2 separate regions of the Homo sapiens genome follow, and region 2 is linked to region 1. Evidence: chromatin contacts called from ENCODE Hi-C or POLR2A ChIA-PET data. All regions are on one chromosome and are shown on one strand. The core of a region is the stretch at or near the end of the contact, and the rest is flanking DNA. Distances in the headings are between cores, read along the strand shown. Region 1 overlaps GPR55 (G protein-coupled receptor 55). Region 2 has its middle 17 kb from the start of GPR55.

Region 1 (6,496 bases), core at 2,409-4,908:
TGCAGTGGTCACTAGTATGGGATTCTCTGGTGGGAGTCCATGCTGATGTCTCCTCCCTGATACATCGATATCTTGGGATCTCAGCACCTGCTAGCCAGGAAGTCATGGGAGGTGGGAGAGGCACAGGAAGGTGGGTCTCACGGCAGGACCTGGCCGCACTTGCTCACCCAGCTGCTTTCTGCCGAAGTGGTTAAGGAAGATGCCAGGCATAAATGTCCTTTCCATGCCATGCCCCTGTGCTCTAGTGAATGTGGCACATTCCATGTCTAAGGCCAGTCCAAGTCAAGTACACCAGCAGCATGGCCTCACATGTGGGGAGAGGGAAGAGTGGGTGAGAAAGGAGGGAGCAGGGAGGTGGGCAGAGGCGGGCAAGTGGGGAGAGGGTGGAAGTTGGGTCGTATTTGAGTCCTTCTAGCAACCTGGTTCTGGATGCCTGGATTGAACACTTGGTTTTTTCCTGCTCCAGGGCTACATACCTTGATGCAGAACCCCACAATGGCACTCACCCCCTCACCCCAAATTGACCAGGCTCGGACCACACCCCTGTGCAACCACACCTGCAGCCTTGGTCCTCCCGTCCCTGAGGCCACTTCTAATTTTCTGCCCGACAAAAGGCCTTTCCTTGCCCTGTGGAGACCTCAGGGCCCCGCTCCATTCCTTCTGGGAATGCCATTTCTCCCATATCTCTCCATTTTCTGTCTGGTTTTCTCTTTGGGGTACAAGAGGCTGCAGCAGCTGCAGACCTTATATCTTGGCAACTATGAATCCCTGACAAGGGACTCCAACCCTCTGCCTGGAAACCCAAGCAAAAGTTGTGTTGATTATCATGGCTTCTTGGAGAGTCAAATATCTGTCCCTGAACCAATGAACTAACCAGCTACTGTGTCCAGGGGAATGCAACGCTCTGGTGTCAATCATCCCTGGTTGCAGGTTGACTGTGTCCAACCATCAGGAAAGTGGGTGGGAGGAGGACAAAGGAGACAAAAGGAGCTGAGTCCTGGAAACAGCATTTGAATCCCTGATCCAGCTGCTCCTGAAGTCAGCCCTACCCTAGTTTTCATGTTTTCCATTATGTGAAACTGTCTCTTTGCTTCAGCCTGTTTGGGTCTGGGTATGTGCTGTTACTTCTTTCAACAAAAGGAGTTCTGATTTAAAAGACAGATGTCCATGCACAGCAGGTTCTATATTTGTCAAAGAAAAATGTGTGTATGGTAGAAAGAGAGTGAGAAAGCGAGTCTGGAATGATATACACAAAAAGTAACAGTGGTTGCATCTGGGCAGCAGGATTAAAGGTAATTTTTCTTTTCTGTGTTCTAGTTGTGATTCAATGGGCATGAATTGCTGTGTGATGCTGGGGAGGTGTTTGTGATTCTTGACAAAGTCATTTGAATCCATCACTTCAAGAGAGTGAAAGGAGCCCCGTCTGATCTGTTGGTGTTGTAGGAAGAAACATGAGTCAGCAAAACACCAGTGGGGACTGCCTGTTTGACGGTGTCAACGAGCTGATGAAAACCCTACAGTTTGCAGTCCACATCCCCACCTTCGTCCTGGGCCTGCTCCTCAACCTGCTGGCCATCCATGGCTTCAGCACCTTCCTTAAGAACAGGTGGCCCGATTATGCTGCCACCTCCATCTACATGATCAACCTGGCAGTCTTTGACCTGCTGCTGGTGCTCTCCCTCCCATTCAAGATGGTCCTGTCCCAGGTACAGTCCCCCTTCCCGTCCCTGTGCACCCTGGTGGAGTGCCTTTACTTCGTCAGCATGTACGGAAGCGTCTTCACCATCTGCTTCATCAGCATGGACCGGTTCTTGGCCATCCGTTACCCGCTACTGGTGAGCCACCTCCGGTCCCCCAGGAAGATCTTTGGGATCTGCTGCACCATCTGGGTCCTGGTGTGGACCGGAAGCATCCCTATCTACAGTTTCCATGGGAAAGTGGAAAAATACATGTGCTTCCACAACATGTCTGATGATACCTGGAGCGCCAAGGTCTTCTTCCCGCTGGAGGTGTTTGGCTTCCTCCTTCCCATGGGCATCATGGGCTTCTGCTGCTCCAGGAGCATCCACATCCTGCTGGGCCGCCGAGACCACACCCAGGACTGGGTGCAGCAGAAAGCCTGCATCTACAGCATCGCAGCCAGCCTGGCTGTCTTCGTGGTCTCCTTCCTCCCAGTCCACCTGGGGTTCTTCCTGCAGTTCCTGGTGAGAAACAGCTTTATCGTAGAGTGCAGAGCCAAGCAGAGCATCAGCTTCTTCTTGCAATTGTCCATGTGTTTCTCCAACGTCAACTGCTGCCTGGATGTTTTCTGCTACTACTTTGTCATCAAAGAATTCCGCATGAACATCAGGGCCCACCGGCCTTCCAGGGTCCAGCTGGTCCTGCAGGACACCACGATCTCCCGGGGCTAACGGAAGGACATCCTGTTCAGGGGAAGAAAGCCCTGGCCCTGAATTCTGGTAACGGATATCGCGTTCCAGGGTTTTGATGTGGTGGGATGATCCGCACCATCTTCACTGATGTGCTTCCCTTTGATGCCCATTGAGTGCCAGCTTTGCTCATTATACCCCAAAGACCTTTTTTCCACTGCCCAGACAGCTTATACCACCCAGTGTTCAGGGATCTCTGAAGAACCCACAGACCAGGTGAATTACTGATTTCTAAGTCCAAAAACTATAGAGCAGAAGAATTGAGAAAGAGAATGAGACCATGTCAACAAGGCTGTTTCCAACTCTCCCCATTTTCCTGTTCGACTGGGAGGTTCTGGAAAGAAAGAGAGAGAGAGAAAAGAGGTAAAGGAGGGAGCCAAGAGAGTCAGTTATTGGGGAGAGTGTCTTGGGCAGAGGTGGGGTGGTAGGGATGAGTGAAGTCCCTTTTTAGTTTGGGTGTCCCAGAACAGAGCAGACTTGCATTTTCCAGTCCCTTCTGGAACTGTGTTGCCAAAAGCCTCACTGAGATGACAGCAAGAAGGGGTGGTGTTGGGGCTGGGCAAGTAGCATGGATCACCCCAAGTTTCCAGTGAGCCTCAGAAAGGTGAAGGAAGCCAGCCACACCTTTCCGTGCCCGTGAGAAGACTGCAAAATGACTGAGTGGGGTGTTGATGACATCCAAGAGCCATGAGGGGGGAGAGGAAAGGACACTTCTGGGGAAGGAAGAAGACAGGCCCAGGGCTGGAAGCACACAGCCCCTCCCCTATCACCATCAGGGTGTCCACAGCACGGAGTGTTGGTGCTGGCCCAGGGTGAAGAGAGACAGTGAGAGACGGCCTGGGAGCGGGGAGACCCCGACCTGCTTTCTATCTTAAACAGACTGGGAAGTTGCTCATTACAGCTAGCTTCCTTGAAAACAATGGCAAAGAATCAGGCCTGCCTTGGTTCCACCATAGGAGGGTGGAGGAGGTGCTGTCTTACTCACCTGCATCCTGGCTGGGCAGCTGGCACCCGTGGCACTGCCCATGGAGCCGTCCCTCCCTGGCAGCTGGGAGGGAGATGAGGCAGCTAGGCACAAGGGTGTGGCCTTGAGAAAGAAGGCAAGGGGGGGTCCCTGCTGGTCCCAGGAAACTGTAAACAATTGAGTCACGCCTGGATGGCTTCTCAACGGATCTGGAGGAGGAGTGCAAGTGACAGCGGAAGCCTCCCAATGACTCAGCTGCTCCGGAGAGTGAAATGATGAGAAGGATCCATTGTGGGGTGGTTTTGCATGACAGAGCGAGTGGGATGAGGAGTAACTGATGAGACTTCATGTGAGCAAGGTCTTCAGGAGGAAAAGCAACTGAGGTCTACTTGTAGGATCTGGGCTCAGTGGGGGCTGAAGGGCTTGGGAGGGGTGGTGACCTGAGGGGAAGAAGAGAAGCATTTGGATAAACCTGGACCTGTGGGGAGGAGGAGGAGGAAGAGGAAGAGGAAAAGGAGGGGAAGCTGAGCCGTGGCCCTAGGCTTGAAGCCTGCAGGGAGTGCAGGGTGGGTGGGGAACCTGGCTGAGCTGCTTCCTGCCTGAGAGCTTTCCCAGCTGGCCTAAGAGCCATGGACGGACAGGAGTCGCCTTCTCAGGAGCAGCTCCCGCTGTTGCTGTGTTCAAGTGGCACCCTGTACACCTCCTCCTAGGTGGATGGAGGGAAGGGTGAGGAAGAGAGCGTCAATGAAGGGGTGGAAGTGGATGTGGAGGAGTGACCAGACCAGACCAGACCAGACCAGAGGGATCGGAGGCTCAGGCCCCCTGAGCTGGGCCTCTAAGAACCACAGCCACAGAGTCAGGCTCTGCAGACCCAGAGGTAAGGCTGCCTGGCTGCCCCAAACCCCAGACACTCCTCTCCTTGCCTGCAGGCTGCCCTCTCCCATGGCCACCCTAGACAGAGACCCACCCGTGATACTCTGAGGGAGCCAGACTTTCACATGCAACGGGGCATTTGGGGCTGGTTCGGGTCAGTGTCTACGGGTGGTGGATTTAGTGACCACCCTCCTCCCACTTCTTTCTCTGCACGAGGAGTTGGGAGCCTGCCTGGTGGAGTTGAGTGATGCCCGTCATGTGCACTTGGGTCTACCAATGTGCTTAAGGCCAGATGGGCTTCCTAAGAGACAAGGGTGGGTGGACCTAACCAACTATCATCCCCAGCGATGTTCAAACATAAAATCTTATCTATGTGCAGCATGACTCTCTCCAGGTGACAGAAAGGGCTCTAGACAGCTGAGAGGACCTGATCATGTAGGGAGGGACGGGGAGGGGAGCCAGGACCCAGGAGCTGCATGGCTGTAAGAGGAAGGTCCTTGGAGGGTATCAGCAGTCTCAGTGTGATGTGACAACTATGGACCTGTGGGTGTGCCCTGGGGACCCCTGACCCATCCCAAAACACTGTGGAAAGAAGGGCCTCTTCTCCGTGGGGACCCGTGTCTGTGGGAGCGGGCACAGGTCCATGCTGCAGGCCACTACGGCTGCTCGGCAGGAGGGCCGAGAGTTTGGACCCACATAGCTGCAACCCAAGCTGGCCCATAATCAGCAGTGGGGCCCAGCAGCACAGGAGGGGCGGACGGTTAGCTTTGGAAAAAATGACTTGATTAATCTGATTCGCCAAATAAATAGATTCATGTGATGCCTTGTGACCTTGTCTTGGACTAAGCTTACTGGACCCGGAGAAGAGCAGGCCCCAGATGGCCCCTGCCAGGTCACCCAACAATCTTGGTCTCTTCAGCAGCCACCTGGCCACCAAGTGTGGGGCTGCAGGGAGTGGCCCTCCCTGCTCAGGAGCACAGCTGGGCCTGTCCAGGTGACCAGGAGCCAGACCCTTTGGGGTCTAGTTTCCACTCCCCCACATCCACACGGGTGCTTGGTTCTCTGTGGTAGCAGCCAGGCTACACAGACCCCGCATACTCGGCTGCAGTCGACCCCACCCTGCCCTTGCCACCTTGTCCCACCACCACCTTGTCGCACTGCCACCGTGACACTGCAGCTGCTTCTACAGGCCCTGGCTTCTCTGCATACACAGGGGTGGGGGGCCCAGTATGAGAAACCTGCTGACCGACTGAGGGGCTGAAGAACTGAGGGGCTGAAGACACAGGGCCAGTCTCTAGAGGTCCTCCTCGGTGGCCCTTCCCTCCCTTCTCTGACCTCCTGTGGTGGGAATCCGACTTTCCAAGGGTGGATTCTCCTAGGTTCTTTTCCGCACTTCACAGTGAATTTTGCTAGCCTTTGGAGAGCTCCCAGAAGCTGTGCCCTGCTAGGCTCTGGCCTGGGCCACTCTCTGTCCTGAGTTCCCCACAATCCCGAGCGCAGCTGATCATGGCGTGGGTGCTGAGGGCCAAGGGGGACATCTTTGCTCCATCTAACCATCTCCTACTAATCTAGGAGCCACCCCCCATGTAGGCCACGTCCCCTAGGGATAGTGACCACCTCCGCTTGGCCCCAGGGAGGATTTGACTTGGAGAATGTCAGTTCACAAGGTGCATTTGTCAACTATATTCCTCTTGAGTTACCTCTCTGGGGACCCTCGGAAGCTGAAAGTCATGATACTAATACTATGTAATTGCCACAGGATACCAAAGACCTCTGGAAGCGTAAGATAACACCCTTGTAGCAAGACCACAAAGGGATGGAGATTGCAAAGGTGCTTGAAATGACTGAGGCCTGATAACAGTTGTAGAGATTCCTAGAGGTTAAAAAGGATTCAGTTAATAGACCAGTGCGGAAAGAAATTGGGCAGAGCCACTGTGTGGGTGTGAGGAGAGGCTGGCGTGCAGAACAGTCAAGAGGCAAGGGTGGGGACATCCCCATAGCAGGAGGAGCTGTGTGGGGATGCCCACGCCAGACCACCCTTCAACTGTCCTCAAGAGTCAGTTGTACTGTGGACAGCGACTTTCCAGGGCCAAATAAAGGCTGGCAGGGACCACTTGACAACCTTACCACTGCGGGGGGACAGAGGACTCAAAGACATGCCAAAGGTGCCTTTTCTGGGTGAGCACTCCCCTGAAACTACCATCACAGGCCCCACTGGCTTTTTCCACCC
Region 2 (7,101 bases), core at 988-3,487, 35 kb before region 1:
AAAAAGTGAATCTGTAATATCGTCCACCACGAAATCCATATTCAGATTCCTCCATTGTGTCAAAACTGTCTTTTTATGGCTGGTTTGTTCAAATCAGGGCTCAAATAAGGGCGCGGGTTGCATTCTTTCCAAGTCACCCCTTTTTTTTTCCCCTTTCCTTTTCATGTCATTGATTTGTTGGAAAAACTGGGTCATTGGGAGTGCATTCTCAATGCACAGCAAATAATTGGAATCCTCTATCCAGCGCTTGCCCTTGGAAAGGCCTCCATGCAGGAGGCAGCTGCCTCCCGGAACTCAGTCCTCTCTCAGCCTCTTTCCACCTCAAATCCCAACCACACACTCGCCACCCACGTCCCCGCTTCATTCTGGGAATTGCCTTTCCTCTCCCCCGCCGCCATCTTTTTGCGCAGATCACCTTAGCCTGTCTGTCTTCTGTAGTCTTCTATCTGCTTTGTCCACCACCAGAATTTGTTACTACCGAGGAGGGCCAGCAGACACAAATCCTTCCCCTAGAGGCTGGTGGGAGGAAGGAAGGCAGCTCCCAGCCCCGCAGTGAGGCTCCTGCTCCTGCTTCATGGAGGGCGATGTGCGGGAACCTTACCTGGTTCTTCCCCCGGCAGCGAGTGTGGGTGGCTGGGACAGCATCTACGTTCGTTGTCGCATCTGCAGGGCCTAGCGCAGCGCCTGGTATTTGCAGGGCATCAAGAATGATTCTTGGAGGGCTGAACAACCAGCATGAGGGCAGGCAATGGGCCTTCCTTGTCTTTGATACCGTGGCCAGGCCTGAAGAATCAGGATGAACAAGCGGAATGTGAATTTGTTATTTTTATTTTTAATTTTTCTGGTACATAGTAGGTGTCTGTATTTACGGGGTACATGAGATCAAAGTAAATTTGTGACAAAGCATTCAGTTATATTCTCTCCACTCCTGAAAGATTCTCTTCACCTTCAGTTAAAGCAAATCATGCTGTAGGACGTCACTGTTGAGTCATTCTCCGGGGGCTCCCAGAGACACGGCATTCTCGTTTTCACTCTGAGAATTAAATCTTGTGCCGGGTGTCACAGTCATCTCTGTTGTGGACATTTCCCTCTGAACTAACCAGCGATGGTTACTGGAAACCACGGCTCCTCCACCTCCCTCCACAGGCTTTCTCCCCTTCCCTTCCACACTTCTGGGGTTTGCCTGGGGATCCAAGTCTCTACACTGGTGAAGCAGGCACAGCTGTCAGGTCACAGACTCACGTGTGCAGGACCATAGCTTCTGGGTCATCAAGCTCATGGAAGCCCCCGGGACAGTCATGTGGGCACACGTTGGAGGGATGTGGATTTGCCCCTTTCCACACCACAGCTTTGCCCTGTCCAATGTCCAGTGGTGGGTAATTTCCTGGGAAGTCTCCTTGAGGTCCTCTCTGGGACCCGGCATCTGGGACCAAGATGCTGTTGTGTGTGTAATGAATGGCAGAAGGCATCTTCATGGAGAGGCTTCTCACTTCACTACTCTTGCTGGTCCTCCTCCTGGGCTAGGGCCAGGGAGAAGAGGGACAGCCCGAGGGCCCCTTCCTAAGACAGACCCTGTGTTAGGCCATTCTTATGTTGCTATAAAGAAATACCTGAGGCTGGATAATTTATAAAGAAAAGAGGTTTAATTGGCTCACTGTTCTGTAGACTTTATATGAAGTGTGGTGCCGGCATCTGCCCTGCTTCTGATGAGACCTTGCTTGCAATTTTGGCAGAAGGCGAAGAGGAAGCGGCATCTCACATGGCCAGAGTGGGAGCAGAGGAGGGGTGGGGAGGTGCCGCACACTTTCAAACAGCCAGATCTCGCAAGAAGGAACTCGCTGCTGAGAGGACAGCACCAAGGGGAGGGCGCAAGATCATTCATGGGAAATCCACCCCCATGATCCAACCCCCTCCACCAGGCCCCGCCTCCAGCACTGGGGATGACAGTTCAACATGAGATTTAGAGGGGACAACACCCAAACTCCATCAGACCCTGGACGGGGATAGCTCTTAGCTCTCCAGGCTCTTGCTCCGTGACCTACTCTGGCATTGTTGCCTCTCTTGCTTGGCCCCCCAGCTGGGGATGCCCGGAGACAAACATGGGCACTGCTGCTCCTGCCAGGAAATTCCTGAGCCCAGACATCTCTTAGCACCCATGCCCAGGGCTGGCTGGGCTTCTTGGCCCTCCACGGAGGGGCTGGCTAGTGGGAGAGGAGAGGAGGTGCACAGGAAGGAGGGGCTGCTCTGGAAGGCAATAGCCAGCCAAGCTCTCGGGCAGTCTGGGGGCGGGGAGCCAGCCAGGATGCTGTCCTGCTAACAGGGGATGGCTCCGGATGTAGATGGGCCTTGACCTGGCTCTAGTCCAAGCACTGCCCGGGATGGCCTCTGCTGGGGCCTCAGTTTCCACCTCTCTACAATGGGCACAGTTGTGCTACAGAGAGCGCTCTCTCTCTCCTCTCTCTCTCTTTCTCTCCTCTCTCTCTCTTTCTCTCCTCTCTCTCTCTTTTCTCTCTCCCTCCTCTCTCCTCTTCTCGTCTCTTCTCTCCTCTTCTCTTCTCTTCTCTTCTCTTCAGGTCACAAGGACAAATCCTAGGGGAACAGAAGCAGGATGGAACTCTGACTTCAGAGCCCCAGGGTCGTGCTCTCACTCTGTTCATTGGCAATGATGAAGGAAAAATTGGTCTGCTTTCACCCAGCTCTCCCTAGCCTGCCCCTTCTCCTGCCCCTTCCGTGTCTCTTCCCCCTTACCCCATTCTTGTGGATGGGGGTGGGGGTGGAGAGTGGGGGGTTCCTTCTTCTGGGTCTGGTGCCCACCCTCCCCATCGGGCCCTTCTCAAACAGCCAAGCTCCCATCTCCCACTGGCTGCCCCTGGCCTTTGGACCCTGCCACCCTGCAGCCCCCTGAAGTCCCTTCCCCCATGGCCCACCCTCCCTCTGCTCTTTTGGCTTGGCCTCCCTCTCTGCTCTTCACTCCTCCTGTGCCATTGACCTCCCTTTTGGCCTTTCTCTGGCCTCCAGCCACCAGGGCAGATGCTCTACTGCCCCCTGCCGCTCTCCCCCCACACCTGCCTCTTCCACCTGCCCTCCATTGGCCCTTCCTGCAAAACGTCCTGGGGGCCTGAGTGGGGAATGGAGGCTGGAGGGCAGTGGCTGGGTCCCTTGTGGGGTTGGTCTGGGACTCCTGCCCCTGAGGACTAAGTAATTCTCTCTCTCAGCTGCTCTGCTGGGGACACTCCCTGAGGGAGGCAGGGCCAGGAGGCCCGGCTGAGGCAGGAGAAGGAGGCAGAAGAAGGAGGCAGGCCCTTGCCTCTGTCCTGGGCCCCCTTTCTGTGATCTTCTGGCATTCTCAGGGGTCTGCCCAGCCCTGGAGTGTGAGTGTGGGGGTGGCCCCTCTGAACGTATTCTTGCTGTTCTGTTGGTTCTGACAGTGTCCTTCCTGCCCCTTCTGGTCTGTGTCACATTCACTTTAATCTCAAAATGTTTTCTGAAATTGCTCAGAAAAGAAAAGGCCCAGTATAGCCCCCATCACAGGGAGGGTAGCTCAGAGGGGGCCACTACCCCGGGCATCAGGCTCCCCTGCACTCTGGATCCCAGAATGTCCAGGACCCCTGGGCTGGAGAACAAAGGGCCATCTCTCAATGATCAGTCAATAACTCATCAAATATTTCTTAAAGAGAGCAGACAGGATCCCTTAGATCTTACAATGTAAGATGCAAATAGATATCAAACAAATACTTGAAATATTTTAATGTTTAAGATATTTAAAAAGCACAACTTTTGGAGGAAGATGAAGGCATGACATGAGCTGATAAAGGGGACCCCGAGTTGAGCTGGAGATCAGGGAAGGCCTCCCTGGGGGAGTGACGTTCAACCTGAGACCTGAAGGACAGGGAGTCACTGCGGATGTGACCCAGAGCCAGAGATGAGACTGGGACCTCATTTGTCCCTGAGCTTCCTCCAGCCACAGTCCAGCTCTGCTTGGTGACGGCATCGCAAATAGGAAAGTCACGAGGTGGTAGGTGGTGGTCCCAGGGAGGGAAGGCCAGGAGACCGAGTGTGGGAAGTGGTGGGCACACAGCTCACCATGGCAGAGGAGGCAGAAACACATGTGGCCATGGGAGAGCCCAGGTTGAGCGTCCTGGGTCTGGGAGCGGGGGCAGGCCCCCCAGGATACCACCCTGGGTTCAGGTTCAAATGCTATGCTCAGTCTGGGGGACTTCTGGTGCTTGTCTTTCTTCCAGCAAAGGGCCCTGCTCACTGTGGACTCTGGGCACTCAGAGGGCAGCTGCGCTGGCCACCAGCAGCCAGCCAGGTCAGGACCGCACTCCTGCAGCCTCCCTGGGAGTGGCCGTGGGCTCCTGTGGGGTGCTGGACAGAGCATCTAGAGGGTTCTCTCTGAGCCTGGAGGCACCCAGGCATCAGGCCCTCCAACCCCTTCTTTTCTTTTTTTTTTCTGGAGATGGAGTCTTGCTCTGTCGCCCGGGCTGGAGTGCAGTGGTGCCATCTTGGCTCACTGCAACCTCCGCCTCCTGGGTTCAAGCAATTCTCCTGCCTCAGACTCCTGAGTAGCTGGGACTACAAGTGCACACCGCCACGTCCGGCTAATTTTTTGTATTTTAATAGAGATGGGGTTTCACCGTATTGCCCAGGCTGGTCTAGAACTCCTGAGCTCAGGCAATCCACCCGCCTTGGCCTCCCAAATTGTTGGGATTACAGGCATGAGCCACCATGCCTGGTCTCCAACCCCTTCTTAATTCCTCCCTGCAGGCCCCGGTGCAGCCAGGGATACTCCCGTTTCCCACCCAGGGCAGGCAAGGAAAGCCTGGACTGGCCAGAAACGCAGGCAGCACTTTCATACTCTTCGACCTGCCCAGCTGGGGCGAGGCGGCCACCCAGCAGCAGCATGGGCCCCCAGGGAGGCAGGTGCTGTGAATCCTGGCCCAGTGACCCCTGAGAGCTCACAAACAGGGCACAGGGTGCTGCCCACTCTAAGGAGGCACAGTGTGGACTGGCTCCTCCCTAAGCACAGCCTGGTGTGTGTCAGGGTCCAGAATGACGCTGTCTTCGGCCCCTGCAGACTTCTCAGTCTTGATAAGCGCCTTCCTGCAGGACGAGTTCATGCTCTGGAGACACCTTCCACTATCTTCAGGGGGCTGCTTCAGAATTCACAGCAGTTTTGGGCCTGGGGAGCCTGGACCCCTCCCACTGATGGCCTTGAATCTGCAGATGATTATGAAGAGAACGCAGCCTGTCAGGAAACCCCAGCCTTGAGCTCTGAATTTTAATGCCAAGGGTGGGTGCCAGGAGGGAGGTGGCTGTGTAAGCGCCGCCCCCACTGAGACCCCATGAGCGGTTAGCCCCCTTCCTCGCTTTCTCCATCTGGCTGCTGGGCTCTGGTCCAGGTGCAGGCTGAAGGGCCTCCCGCCTGCCCCTGGGAGGCTGTAGCTGCCCCAAGCCATTTGCATCCACCCTTCAGGTCCCAGCATCGCAGGACTCCAGGGGGGCCACGTAGCTCAGGGATGGGAGGACTGGCTCTTTCTGGTGCCTGGCAGGACACTTTGGGCCTACTGGGGGTGGCAGTGGCAGGCCAAGGAGATGCCTGGGGTGGGAGGATTAGCTGTCCCCGCCCCCGCCAACACACCCCTGTCTCCCAGGGGTATGATGTCTCTTCAGCCTGTGACTGTCTCTCCCCGCTGCAGCCTGCTTGCCCCTGGGTGGGGAGGGATGGTGGCACTGGCTTCCTCCCGAAACAAGGACTTCCTCCACCCATCGTGCCTGGGGATGCCGGCTGGCCGTTCAACTTCCACACTATCTCCTCACCTGGTTCTACCCGGGCTCCTTGTTCCCTTTAGAGCAAGCACTGGCCTGCACGCCAGGCTCTCCCCCTTCTCCAGTGTTACATGGACACGGCCCTGTTATTGCCAGAGACCCACAGACACCTTTCCTTAGGGGTTGTGAATCCTCTGGCCTCCTGCTCAGGTGCTCTAGAAGACTCCCCCATGCATGTCTAGGGAGCCAGTGGTATGAGATTCCAGCTCTTGCAGCCCAGGGAGCTGGGCAGCCCAGGAGATGCCAACTTCTCAGGGCAACAAAATGGGCCACTTCCGAGAAGAACACCCCCAGACCACTGTCACCCCTTCTGGTTTGGAAACTTCCCTGGGAAGCATCTAAGGCTTGTCATTGCCTGGCTCCAAACTGCCCCACCCTTGAAGACCCTCCCTTCTTTCTATGGCCTGTGACATCTCCCAGCTCCCCCAGGCACCAGCATCTCAGACAGGGTTGACTGCGGGCAGAGCTGTGCCATGCCCACCCCAGTAAGGAGATCAATGGCACAGCTCCTCGGAGCCACCGGAAAGAGCCCTGCCCCCCCAGAACTCCACAGCCCTTCTGCCTGCTGGGGGCAAAGCTGAGCTCTTGGTTCTCTGTGCTCAGCCTAGGCCCCAGGGCTGCAGGGACAAAGGAGAAGTCTAGGGTAGGTTGCGGCGAGTGCTCATTGTTGGCTAGTCGGCCTCTTCAGTCTCCATCTCGAGAACTGGCCACACGGCAGGAGCCCTCTGTGCTAGATGCTTCCATGCCCCAGGCGGCGAGGTGGGAGCCATGCTGCAGCTGACTTTCTTCTTGAAGTGCTACTTGGGGGCGATATTTAATGAGCTCTTTAAAAGGCCAGGCCCTCCTGGAGTTGTTTACCGAGACCCAGAAGAGATGCAGCTAGACTCGAGGCTCTCATGAACAAATAATGAGGTTTAGAGGCTTTTTGTCTCCTGCCCTAAATGACATCCTTCATATCAGGCAAGGTCCCGAGATGCCACGGAGCCCACATGGCTGCCCCAGTGCCTCTGCCAGTGGCTGGACAAGAGGCCCTGGCTCCTTGAGCCTCCTCCAGCCTTGCCCTGCCCGCTGCTCCAGCCTCCAGGACAGCCTCGGATTTTCCGGAGCTGGTGAAGTTAAGCCAAATGAGCACCTGGGATCTTCATTTATTCTCTGATCCCAGCATCCTCAGCCCCAGTCAAACTGCCCCAGTCTTTCCTTCAAGTGAAGAGACATCAGGAAATACCAATATTTTTCTAAGCAATATAAAATATTTGTTAAAACCATCTCACA

What was found. A loop is a pair of places that touch in the nucleus more often than their neighbours do. ChIA-PET counts read pairs that join two places held with the same protein, here RNA polymerase II (POLR2A). Pooled maps may share reads with other maps.
Region 2: a loop to region 1 is called in a pooled map, with 4 times the contacts of the local background. The contact joins two enhancer-like sites. A Hi-C loop is called at or near these places in 2 of 168 maps with a recorded cell type or tissue (HepG2 and endothelial cell of hepatic sinusoid), 17 of 37 single-sample maps with no recorded cell type and 14 of 50 pooled maps. POLR2A ChIA-PET finds 5 or more read pairs at or near these places in 8 of 52 experiments (GM12878, H1, HEK293 and 5 more).

The regions. Positions count from the first base shown.
Region 1 is chr2:230,905,918-230,912,413 of GRCh38, reverse strand. GPR55 (G protein-coupled receptor 55) reads left to right here. Exons shown (of 2, transcript NM_005683.4): 2 at 1,318-5,086. The coding sequence starts at 1,452. The coding sequence ends at 2,411. Among named protein-coding and RNA genes, the nearest start is that of GPR55, 16 kb to the left of the region's middle. RefSeq lists enhancers at 3,468-3,587, 3,598-3,707, 2,763-3,962. Within about 2 kb of position 3,658, at least 3 of the 41 ENCODE cell types and tissues checked have a DNase peak (open chromatin) inside an H3K27ac peak, as active enhancers do.
Region 2 is chr2:230,938,472-230,945,572 of GRCh38, reverse strand. It overlaps a transcript of GPR55 not described here. Among named protein-coding and RNA genes, the nearest start is that of GPR55, 17 kb to the right of the region's middle. RefSeq lists enhancers at 1,465-1,684, 1,995-2,204, 3,135-3,184, 5,034-5,573, 5,574-6,114. Within about 2 kb of position 2,237, at least 2 of the 41 ENCODE cell types and tissues checked have a DNase peak (open chromatin) inside an H3K27ac peak, as active enhancers do.